2 separate regions of the Homo sapiens genome follow, and region 2 is linked to region 1. Evidence: read pairs that join two places in POLR2A ChIA-PET (ENCODE). Cell type or tissue: A673. All regions are shown on one strand.

Region 1 (5,000 bases):
ACCACACCTAGCAATCCTCAGCCACACATCTTTTTATTCACGAGGCTTAGGGCAAAACTGTTTTTAATTTCATACATGAGTGCTCTTAGGGGATGCACCATCAGTGCAACATAGACTCCTTTGCAAACCTTCATAACTACTTAATCTTTATAATTCTAAGGAGATCTATCTTCTTTAGTCAATTTAACATAAGGATCCTAAAGGTTAGGTTTATTACATCTCTTAGCAAGATAGAAATAAATTGGAAACTAACTAGAGATGAGTATTACATGATTATTCCTGTCTTTAAAAATGACTCTTGGTTATCCCCAAACCATATAAAAAGCCTAGTTCCCCCTCCCAGATTTCAGTCAGATCAAGCAGCAGGAAGAGACAATGCTAGGCCTAGGAGATTAAAAACACAGTTTCAGCTGTGAGCAAGGACTCAACAGAAATGGCTCTCTGTAAATATAAACAATACTTGAAGCTTCCTTTCCAAAAACATTTGCCTCAGCTGACCCTGGGACATATTTCCCTGGCCTAGTTATAAAGACCATAGTCTCAAGGGTAAAGCCACTAATCGTCTCTTCCAGCCAGCAGCTTTTCCTGGACTGGGATCTGTGTCTTTCTTGTCTTTTTCAAAAAAGCAATGACAGACTCATCAGATTTAGGAAACCGAAATTGCTCACAGGCAAAAAAAAAAAAAAACCAAACAAACAAAAAAAAACAGTCACTAGCTAAACGTGCTGAGCTTTACCAAGCCTCGCCTCATCTCAGGTCAGGAACTGGGTGGATCCCTGAAATATATATAGTCTTCATTCCCAAACAAACTCAACATTCATCCAGCTGTCAAAGAAACAATGGTTTTGCAGGCCCTGCTTATCATGTTTCTGGATTTGCTAAGAAGGACCACTATGAAAAAAAGGAGGAAACATTCAAGCCTGCTCTCTCTCTGCCTCTAAACTATAACACCATCACAATGATTTTTTCTGTTAAGCTTTCATCTGTATGACAACAGAAAGTGCCAAAGGATCTAGGGTTTCAGTCTCATTGTAAAGCACCTTTAGTCTCCCAGGAATCTATTAAACAGAACTCAGTTTAATCACACTGACCTCCCCAACCAGAGCAATGTGAGGGACTAATTCATAATTGATAGAAAAAAGAGTTTCCAAAGACAAAACAAATATAGTGCCATATTCGATTCTTTTTAAACATATAGCACCAGGCAGACACAAGTTTCTGCTGTAAGCATTTTCAAAAAGATATGCCAAAGGTTCCCCACAGATCATTTTGAATGGAGGAGTCTTTTAGTCCTCAAAGAGTCCTTAAGTCTCTCTCTCTACTTAATTATAGCTATCACGGAAGAGCTGGCTTCATGTGAAAAATATGGTCTTCGCTAAGCTTTAAAGTTTCTATCCAAACATGCTGATAGAATCATCAGAAGTCCTAGGAGGTCAATTTGGCTTTGAGCCGCCTCTAAATGATTAAGTGGGAAGAAGGTCAATCTTGCTGTCAGCCGACAGCTGGAGCGCTGCAACTGTTTAGAAGCAACCTTGGCAAAGAACAAAGCAGCCAGTCGTGACCCTTTCCACTTTGGTGTTTTCTGAAACGATATCCCTCATCTCCTCGTATGAAACCATGGGTCACTGGGCACATCAGGCTGTTGCCCAGAAGAGATAATTAGGAGCACAAACAAAACTGAGAAGCAGTGGTCATGCCCAGGAAGTCAGGATGTGACTCAGTATCTGTTCCACCAAAATCAAGAACTTATGTTACCTAGCAAGGGTGTTCACAGCAGCCTTGTTGGTGATGGCAAGAGATCAGAAAACATCTAAACAGTCCAGGAATGGACAGACTGGTCATATACATGATGGTACATGTGACAAAGACTGTAGGGGCCAACCTATATGTACGGCTAGGAAAGAATCTGTGAGACATACGTCAATGAAAAGTGTGGTGTCTCATAGTATACTACGCCATGCTACCATCTGTGTGAAACAGAAGGGGCTACAGTGACTTAGAGTACACACAAGCACAGACTATCTCCAGAATGATATTCCAGACACTAGTACTGGTGCTTGTCTCAGGGGAAAGGGAGTGAGAGGGAGGATGGGAAAGAAACTGACCTTTACCTTTACACTTTGTGGGACAATTTGAATTTTTAAAAATCATTCATTCCTTCAATCAGCAAATAATGAGTGAGAACCTGCTTTATGCCAGCCCCGTTCTAGGCCCTGGGTAGAGAGCAAAGAATAAGACAGACAAGTCCTCTGCTCTCACAGAACTTAAATTCTGATGGAGGAATAGGCAAGCAAACAAATAAAGACCAGTGACGTCAGATACAAAAACAGGGTGTAAGGGTGAGGGGCCACGTGGCAATCAGAGCAGCTAGACGGCCAGGGAGGGCAAGGAGGGACATTTAAGCTGAGATCATTCCCTGGTGGGATAAAGAAAGTAAATAAATGAGTCACGTTACAACAACAACAAACCTAAGAACTGCAATGAAAGGGAAAGCCTAAAATCAATGTCTCAAATAATTCTTAATTCCAAGCAATACGTCAACACCAAGCAACAAAACAAGTTACCCAAATAAAACTAGGGGTAAAAACATGGAGATAACTTTTTCTTTTTTTTTTGTTGGGACAAGGTCTCACTCCGGGTGACAGTCAGGGGTCAGGGTCACCCAGAGTGAGACCCTGTCTAATTTTTGTATTTTTAGTAGAGACAAGATTTCACCATTTTGGCTAGGCTGGTCTTGAACTCCTGGCCTCAAGTGATCTGCCCACCTTGACCTCCCAAAATGCTGGGATTACAGGCGTGAGCCACTGCGCCTGGCCCCTCGTTACTTAATCTTATTATGCTTAATATTTGAGTAGAAAAAAATAATAATAGTCTAAGGTCCATAGTAGTAGGTTGTTAGTATTCATTGAGATGGATGTTTAATCTCAGCAGAAGCCAAGTGACAGGGAAGTAGATGAGAGGAGGTAATTATCCATCCAAGATGATTTATTCATCAGCAAAATGATTCGCGAACTTGAACCATGGTTTTTAATGACTTGCTCTGTCTTTTTCAGAATAAGATTAACCCATTGTGTTTTAGGAGTTTAAATAAAGACCGAGTTGTATTCAGACTCATTTGTAAGTAAAATTTCAAGGAACACTTAAGTAATTTTTTATTCTTTAATTTTTTATTCCTCTTAGAAAAAGTTATCTTGGTTAGCCAGGCGTGATGGCACATGCCTGTGGTCCCAGTTACTTGTGAGGCCAAGGCAGGAGAAGCACCAGCCTGGGCGACAGAGTGAGACTCTGTCTCCGAAAAAAAAAAGATTAGGTAAGGAGGAAGAAGGGGCAGGTCCAGCCTTATGCCTCATTTCAAGTTCTTAGTAGTCAATGACCTTTCCAGAATAGAAATAATGTGTGACAGAACCATTCCCTCCGTTCCCTGGGTCAACTCTGTGAATCTTCATGCCACAGTCACTTTCACCCACACCTGCAGTTGCAGATCTGGGGCAGGGAACCAGAATTCTCACATGGGCATGCTGCACTCACTTGGTCGGAGGAGGCACTGTGAATCACAGGCTGATTGGCAAGGGACAGCAAAGACTCCACCATTTCCAGCTCCTGCTGGTAAAAGCTCTGCACTCTGTTCTCCATGAGGAATTCTTTGGCTTTTTCACTCAGCAAACTCGTGAGACTGGGGAGGTCCAGGGCGCCTGGATTGCTGCGGAGGGAAAGTTTTAAAGAGCTCTGCAGAAAACCATCACCTTTGTTCCTTTTTGGTGTATAAAAACCAGAAAATTAGCTAGAAAATGCAACACTATATTGGAGTTTGTTTTTCATATACAGAGTAATATATACAGGGAACATCATGTGGTTGTTTAAAATGATGAGGCAGAACTACAGGAACTAAGATATTCATGACAGATTAGGAGAAAAAAGTCAAACTGCAGAACAGCATGTAAGGTATGGTCCTATTTTTATATAAAAAAAATGGAAACCCACAAAATCTATGGGTGAATATTCATGCTTGTGTAAGCACAGAAGAAACTAATTTAAAAAGACACACATTGGCTTATGAACATTGGTAATCTCTGGGGAATGGTCCTGAGGCAGGAGACAGGAAAATGGAGAATTTTCACTTTTTATATGAGTCTATAGTTGTGCTTTTAATATACTTTTTTGAATATATAATATATTCATGTTAAAAAACATTAAAGGATACACAGTAAAGTCTCCTTTCTGTCCCCTTCCTGTCCTATCCTCCGGTCCCCACCCCCGAGGGAGCTGCTGTTACCGGTTCTCTGTGTCTCCTCTCAGAGTTCTTTTATGCACATATTAGCAAATATGCACACATTCTCATTCCTCCTGGGTTTTCTCCCCTATAAAAAAGTAAAATCATCCCTGGTTGAGAATGACCGGTGCAGGTTTTTTTAAAACAGGTTTTTGATTATGACGTGCTATGGTATCATATTTTGATTATGAGGTGACTTGGTGCATTTTTCTTCAGGTTTCTTGCCTTGGGGTTCATTGAGCTTCCTGGATCTGTGAGTTTAAAGTTTTTATCAAACTTGGAAAAATGTCAGGCATTATTATTTCTTCCAAGTGTTTTTCTCTGCTCCTGCCTCCACTCCTCCTTCAGTGACTCCAATTACACCCATAATTTCCTCACGACAACCCTAGGACATCTGTGCTATTATTCTCTTCATGTTACAGTTGAGGAAATTGAAGCATAGAGAGGGTTAGAGGGCTTGCCCAGAGCCCCACAGTGCATAGGTGGATGATTCGGGATTTGAACCTAGGCCGATCCCAGCATCTGGGCTCAGCTGCTTCAGTTTTCTGCCGTGGTCACGTGCTCAGCAGTGATAAGTCACCACTTACCTTAGTGCCTCTTCTTTCTCTAGGGCTGAGCTGTGAAAAGGCTGGTCATAAACTTTCCTGTAGATAGTGGGCAGCTCAAGCATCCTTGCAATTTGAATGTTCCACACTGGGTCGTCCACTTTATCTAACAAGTGACCAGAAAA
Region 2 (5,000 bases), 58 kb before region 1:
AGGGTATGAAAACTAGACATAAAGTTCTTTACCCAGCTAGAATTTTCTACAGTCTCTTCTCCTGGAGGCCCAGGGGGGTGAACTCAAGGACGTCCTGGTCTTTTGGCCGCCCCCCCAACCCCTCACCAAGTCTTCGCTGATTTTCCAGTCTCCCGTGCAGCTCTACCCTCCTCTGGGTCACAACAACTTTTCCCTGAAGCAGGTCCTCACAGCACACCTGCACCACTCTATAGTTCATGCAGCCAGGCCTCAGAGCCTTCTGCTCCCTATACTTCCTCCTTGGCCTTCACTGAAGCCAGAAATCACGTTTCTAGAGCAAGTGCCCCAAGTGGAGAGGGAGGCCCCTTTCAGCATGAGCAAAGGCTTGGCTGAATCTCACCAAGCTCCCCCTTCACTGGACGAGGAACCAGCAAAGGATGGACTAAAGGCTGGTCAAATCCCAGTACCGCGTCTTCCTAGTTGTGTTACCTTGAGTGAGTGACTCAGCCTTTCTGATTCTCAGGCCCCTTATCTATAAAGGGGAGAAACACAGTCTCTTTTGAGAGCATGAAATGAGGTCTATGGGCACCTGCCTGGCACCAAAGAGGCAATGGAGGAAAAGATCAAAGGTGGTTATTGTAAGTATATGCAAAGATCTATGAGACCCTTTTATACTAAAATCTAAGTATTCTTGGACCCCCTAGCCTGATCATAGGGGGCTCTCAAGGATAAAAGATTGCCCCAGGAATATGCCAACAGCTTTTATTACACACACACACATCCTCCAGCACACACATGCACACACACACTGCACTCACAGCTACACACAGACATGTCCATACACACACAATACATCCCCAACACACACATTCCACACTCAAACCCACACACAGACACATCCATACACACATAACACATCCCCTAACACACACACTCCACAAACTCACACACAGACACATCCATACACACACAGCACATCCCCCAATACACACATTCCACCTTCAAACTCATATACAGACACATCCATACACACACAACACATCCAACACACACAGTCCACACTCAAACCCCCACACAGACATGTCCATACACATGCAACATTCCCCAACACACGAGTGCACACACACTCCACACTCACAGACATGTACACACACACACACACACACACACCCCTTCTTTTCTCCCTTTGTTTTCTTAAAGATGTTCTCACCATCTCTAAAAACACACTAGTGTCTCCACAATTTGAAACACCATCACAAGAAGCTTTCATGTTCATAATGTCCAATGCTCTGCCAACTAGCCCGATTTTACAGAGGGAATTTTACTACAAACAAGCAGAGCGTCTTGCTCATATATGTCACCTTGCACCTGGGCACAGGAGCCGGCAGCCCCTCTCCGTTTCCTTAGACACTTACTGATGCTGCTCCTCCCAGCCTGATGAGTGACGGATGAAGATATTAGATTTCTATTATCCCTAAGTCTCTCGTTTGTTTCCTGAGGCAAGTCTACATAAGGCCGGGTTCCCTTGTTTCCAAGGCCCGCCTATCGTGTTTGCACTGACTGAGCTCCTCCCTGGTGGGCCCCTAGAAGCTGTTGTACTTATCAAGTATTCTTCAGCCCTCTATTCTTTTACCTACTCAGGAAATTGCCCTCTTATTATCAAGAAGACCTCATCAAACAAGTTTCTTATCTGACTCCTCTCTAACGAGAAACCCATAAACCTCCAGACAGGCACCACCGGACAGGCAGCCTGGTGTGGGGACCTGGGAGTCCCAGACAGAGGTTTTCAGTCCTAGCTCTACCACTTGCTAGCAGGAGAAGTTTGCTATCCTAGTTGGGTTCTTCCTGAAGCCGACCCTAAGACAAGGCCTTGGATCCAGGCTGATAACTCCCATTCCCCACCACTTGAGGGTGGGTTCCAGGGATGACAATTAGCCCCCTACCTTCCCCAAGTCTTTCTCAGGTGCACCCACTTGGGCAGAGCAAGCTTCCCTGGGGCCATGGCCCAGGAGGGAGTGCTCACACAGACAGGTGAGGTGGGGAGCTGTCAGTGTGCTGGATGCCACAGCTGGGGCACTGCAGGTGAACTCAGGTGAGCCCAGGGGACGTGGGGCAGGCATCAACAGTGCCCACCATATTTCCAGGAGTCACGGACCCTCTCTGAGCCTTTCCTTGTCTGTGAAATAGGCAGGAGAACTGTAGCACTTCCCAGCAGCACCCCTCAGAGAAGTTGTGGATGTGAGGAGCTCTGCAAACTAGGACACACACAGTACCTGCAGAAGACACCGTCACCTGCTGCACCCACAGCCCTGCACAACTCAGGGCTGCTCTCGAGAGGAGAGTGCAGGAAAGAGTGGGAAAGGCCAGAGCCCACTGAGCCGCCTCTTGGGGCCCTCGCCAAGCCTCACAGCTGTTTGAACAGCCACCGTGAAGGAAAGTGACTACCGGATGCCTCATGGTGTCTCTGATTCTGCAGCCAACCAACAAGGGAGGCATGGGCATGGTTAGCTGCGGAAACTGAGCCCCCAGGGTGAAGGACTCCTCACAGAACTCAGCTAGGAAATCCCCTGCTGGCCTGAATCTTTACACTCGCCCTTCCTCTAGAACATGCCACAGGTTCCATCCAAGACACCTCTGTCACAAACACCATGTGGCCCTCTCAAGGGCTCTAAATATATACCTGTCAGGCCCCAGGGGCTCTGGGCTGATGGGAAGCAGACTCACCTGCGGTGTGGGTGCAAATCATGGCAGCAACATGGAGCACTAACTCTGCACCAGGCACCTTAGCAGGGCTTTTGCCATCATCGGCATTTAATCCTCCTAACGACCCTATGGGGAAGGTACTATTATCCTCATATTAACGGAAGAGGAAATCCAAGCACTGAGGGGGTAAGTGACTCACCCAAGGCCACACAGCAATAAATGGCACAGCTGAAATTTGAACTCAGGCAGTCTGGTTTCAGAACCCCCTCTCTGAACTACTTTGCTGCTTTCCTCTCTAAGGTTCAGACCATTCTCTTCACTAATGTGTCAGAAGGCAGCACCCCAAATGTTGGGAATGGAGCTACCATTGCCCTCTCTCCTTGGACAAGGACTGCCAAAGGCCAGGGAGGCAAAACAGCACAGGCAGCCACCTCTCCTACAGGACCAGGCTCCTGGGGAGACCGTGTAACAGCTCGGTCCTAAGTGGGGGATCTTTACCAGGCATCGGTGTGCCCACGGCGGCATCTGGCACTGTGGCCCAACACAATCAGGGCCAATGACTTTTTTTTCTTTTTGAGAATAAAGATTTTTCCATTTGGATGTTCTAATGGGGGTTCCCAGTACAATCTTTCCAAAATGGAGAGAAAAAGCAAGGAAAAGCCAAAGACAGCAAGAGTTTCCCAGAGCACAGAGCCAGGAAGAGGCCAAAATGAGCTGGCCCCAGCTGCCAGCCCACAGGGAGGGTGTCCAGAACATCAACATACATACAGACCTAGAAGAACGTCTTGGGGCGTGCACATCAGCACAGATAAATGGTCAACCCCGCGTGGGATCTGCTCACCAGCTCTGAAGGCGGCCCTTGGCTGTGGACATAATCTTCTTTCCATTTCTTACATTACATCAGCAGAACCACTAGCAAGTAGAATAGAAATCCCAACTCTCTTTTTTCATGCCTCCAGCCTCCTTCATCACTAGTTCCACCAACACCCCTACACCCTGAAGTGGAAGTTCTAATCACAGGTTCGACACGAGGCCAAGCAAATTAGCTCGGTAGTACAGACCCAAAAGTCAGGTCAGGAGAACAGCAATTGTGTCAGCTCTGAACATGCACATGCGAAGGATTCTTTCAGGGGATGCTCCGCCTTCTCTGACGGAGAGCATATGCTATTCCAGTCACTGAGCTCTTGCTCTGTGCCTGGCAGTGTTTTGAGTGTTTTCTGTTTTACGTTAATTAACCCGTGCCATCCTCATCACCAGCCTGAGAGATGCTTTTATTATCAACGTTTTACAGATGAGAAAACCGAGGTGCAGAAAGCTGCAGCCCCTCCCCCAAGGCCACACAGCCCCTCCCCCAAGCCCACACAGCCCCACCCCCAAGGCCACGCAGCCCCTCCCCAGAGGCCACGCAGCCCCTGAGTGGCAAGGCTGGGATTCCCGTCAGGCAGTCGGCCTCCCACTGGCTGCCTCAACATAATCTCCACAACATCCCATGATACAGATACTAACAGCTGCCCTTACAGAGAAGGAAATTGAGGCTCAGCATTAAACTACCTCCCCAAAGTCACCAACTAAGCAGCCGAACCAGGGGGCAAATGGATGTCAGATTCTGGAGTCCGAGTTTGCAACCGCCATGCACACATGCCTCACTACAGGGCCGGAGAGGACAGTGCCAGTGGGCAGCCACCAGGCCTGGGAGAGGGCATGTTAGGGCACACCAGCTGGTCAGCAGGGCAGGCTCCGTAGGGCAAAGGTAAAGGGCTCCCAACGCCCAGTGCCATCAAATCAAAAAGGGCAAGGCCAGGCAAGAGCCCAGCGCTGCTGACAGACTGGCAGAGGCAGAAATGATGGCGCCAACAACAGCTGCTGTTTATTTTGGGGCCAGGGAAGAGAGGAAGGACTGGTTAGGACCCATCTCATTCCAACAATAAACTGAACAGGGCAGGGCGGGGAGGTTGCCCCGCTTCCAGCTAAAGCAACAGCCTGGCCACCTGTTGGGTTTCACTGAGTGGAATGGTCTAGGTGTCAAAAACATCTTGCCAGACACCCTAATCTAGCTTCCACCAATAAACACATCGCCACCCCGGCCCAGCCCCCTCCCCAGACCCATGTGCTGCACTTGTAAATGGCCCAGGAAGGCGGCCACATACACCAAGCCCACCCCCTGCAGTGTCAGGTTCCAGAAACAAATGGTTTTTCCTGTCTGGGAGAAGAAAGAGAAACTGCTCATACTGGCCACCCGTGGCTTTTGTTCCCTCACCCTGACACTTGTTAACACCTAATGACAAGTGTCCTGAACGTAAGGTCTACAGACAGCCACC

Evidence for each region. ChIA-PET counts read pairs that join two places held together with the same protein. Peaks named below come from ENCODE experiments on the same cell type or tissue, not always from the same donor. Only the 100,000 strongest peaks of a DNase experiment are listed, where the experiment ranks them.
Region 2: POLR2A ChIA-PET joins it to region 1 with 6 read pairs; 3 of 35 experiments call an interaction of 5 or more read pairs at or near these places.

Annotation. Positions count from the first base shown.
Region 1 is chr10:103,894,020-103,899,019 of GRCh38, forward strand. It overlaps STN1 (STN1 subunit of CST complex), which reads right to left. Exons shown (of 10, transcript NM_024928.5): 6 at 4,858-4,981; 7 at 3,529-3,700. Among named protein-coding and RNA genes, the nearest start is that of STN1, 22 kb to the right of the region's middle. In A673, no CTCF peak of the experiment used is centred here; no DNase peak of the experiment used is centred here.
Region 2 is chr10:103,835,558-103,840,557 of GRCh38, forward strand. All of the region lies in intron 1 of SH3PXD2A (SH3 and PX domains 2A), which reads right to left. Among named protein-coding and RNA genes, the nearest start is that of SH3PXD2A, 18 kb to the right of the region's middle. RefSeq lists an enhancer at 1-210. In A673, no CTCF peak of the experiment used is centred here; a DNase peak (open chromatin) is centred at 2,480; H3K27ac peaks cover 3,854 bases.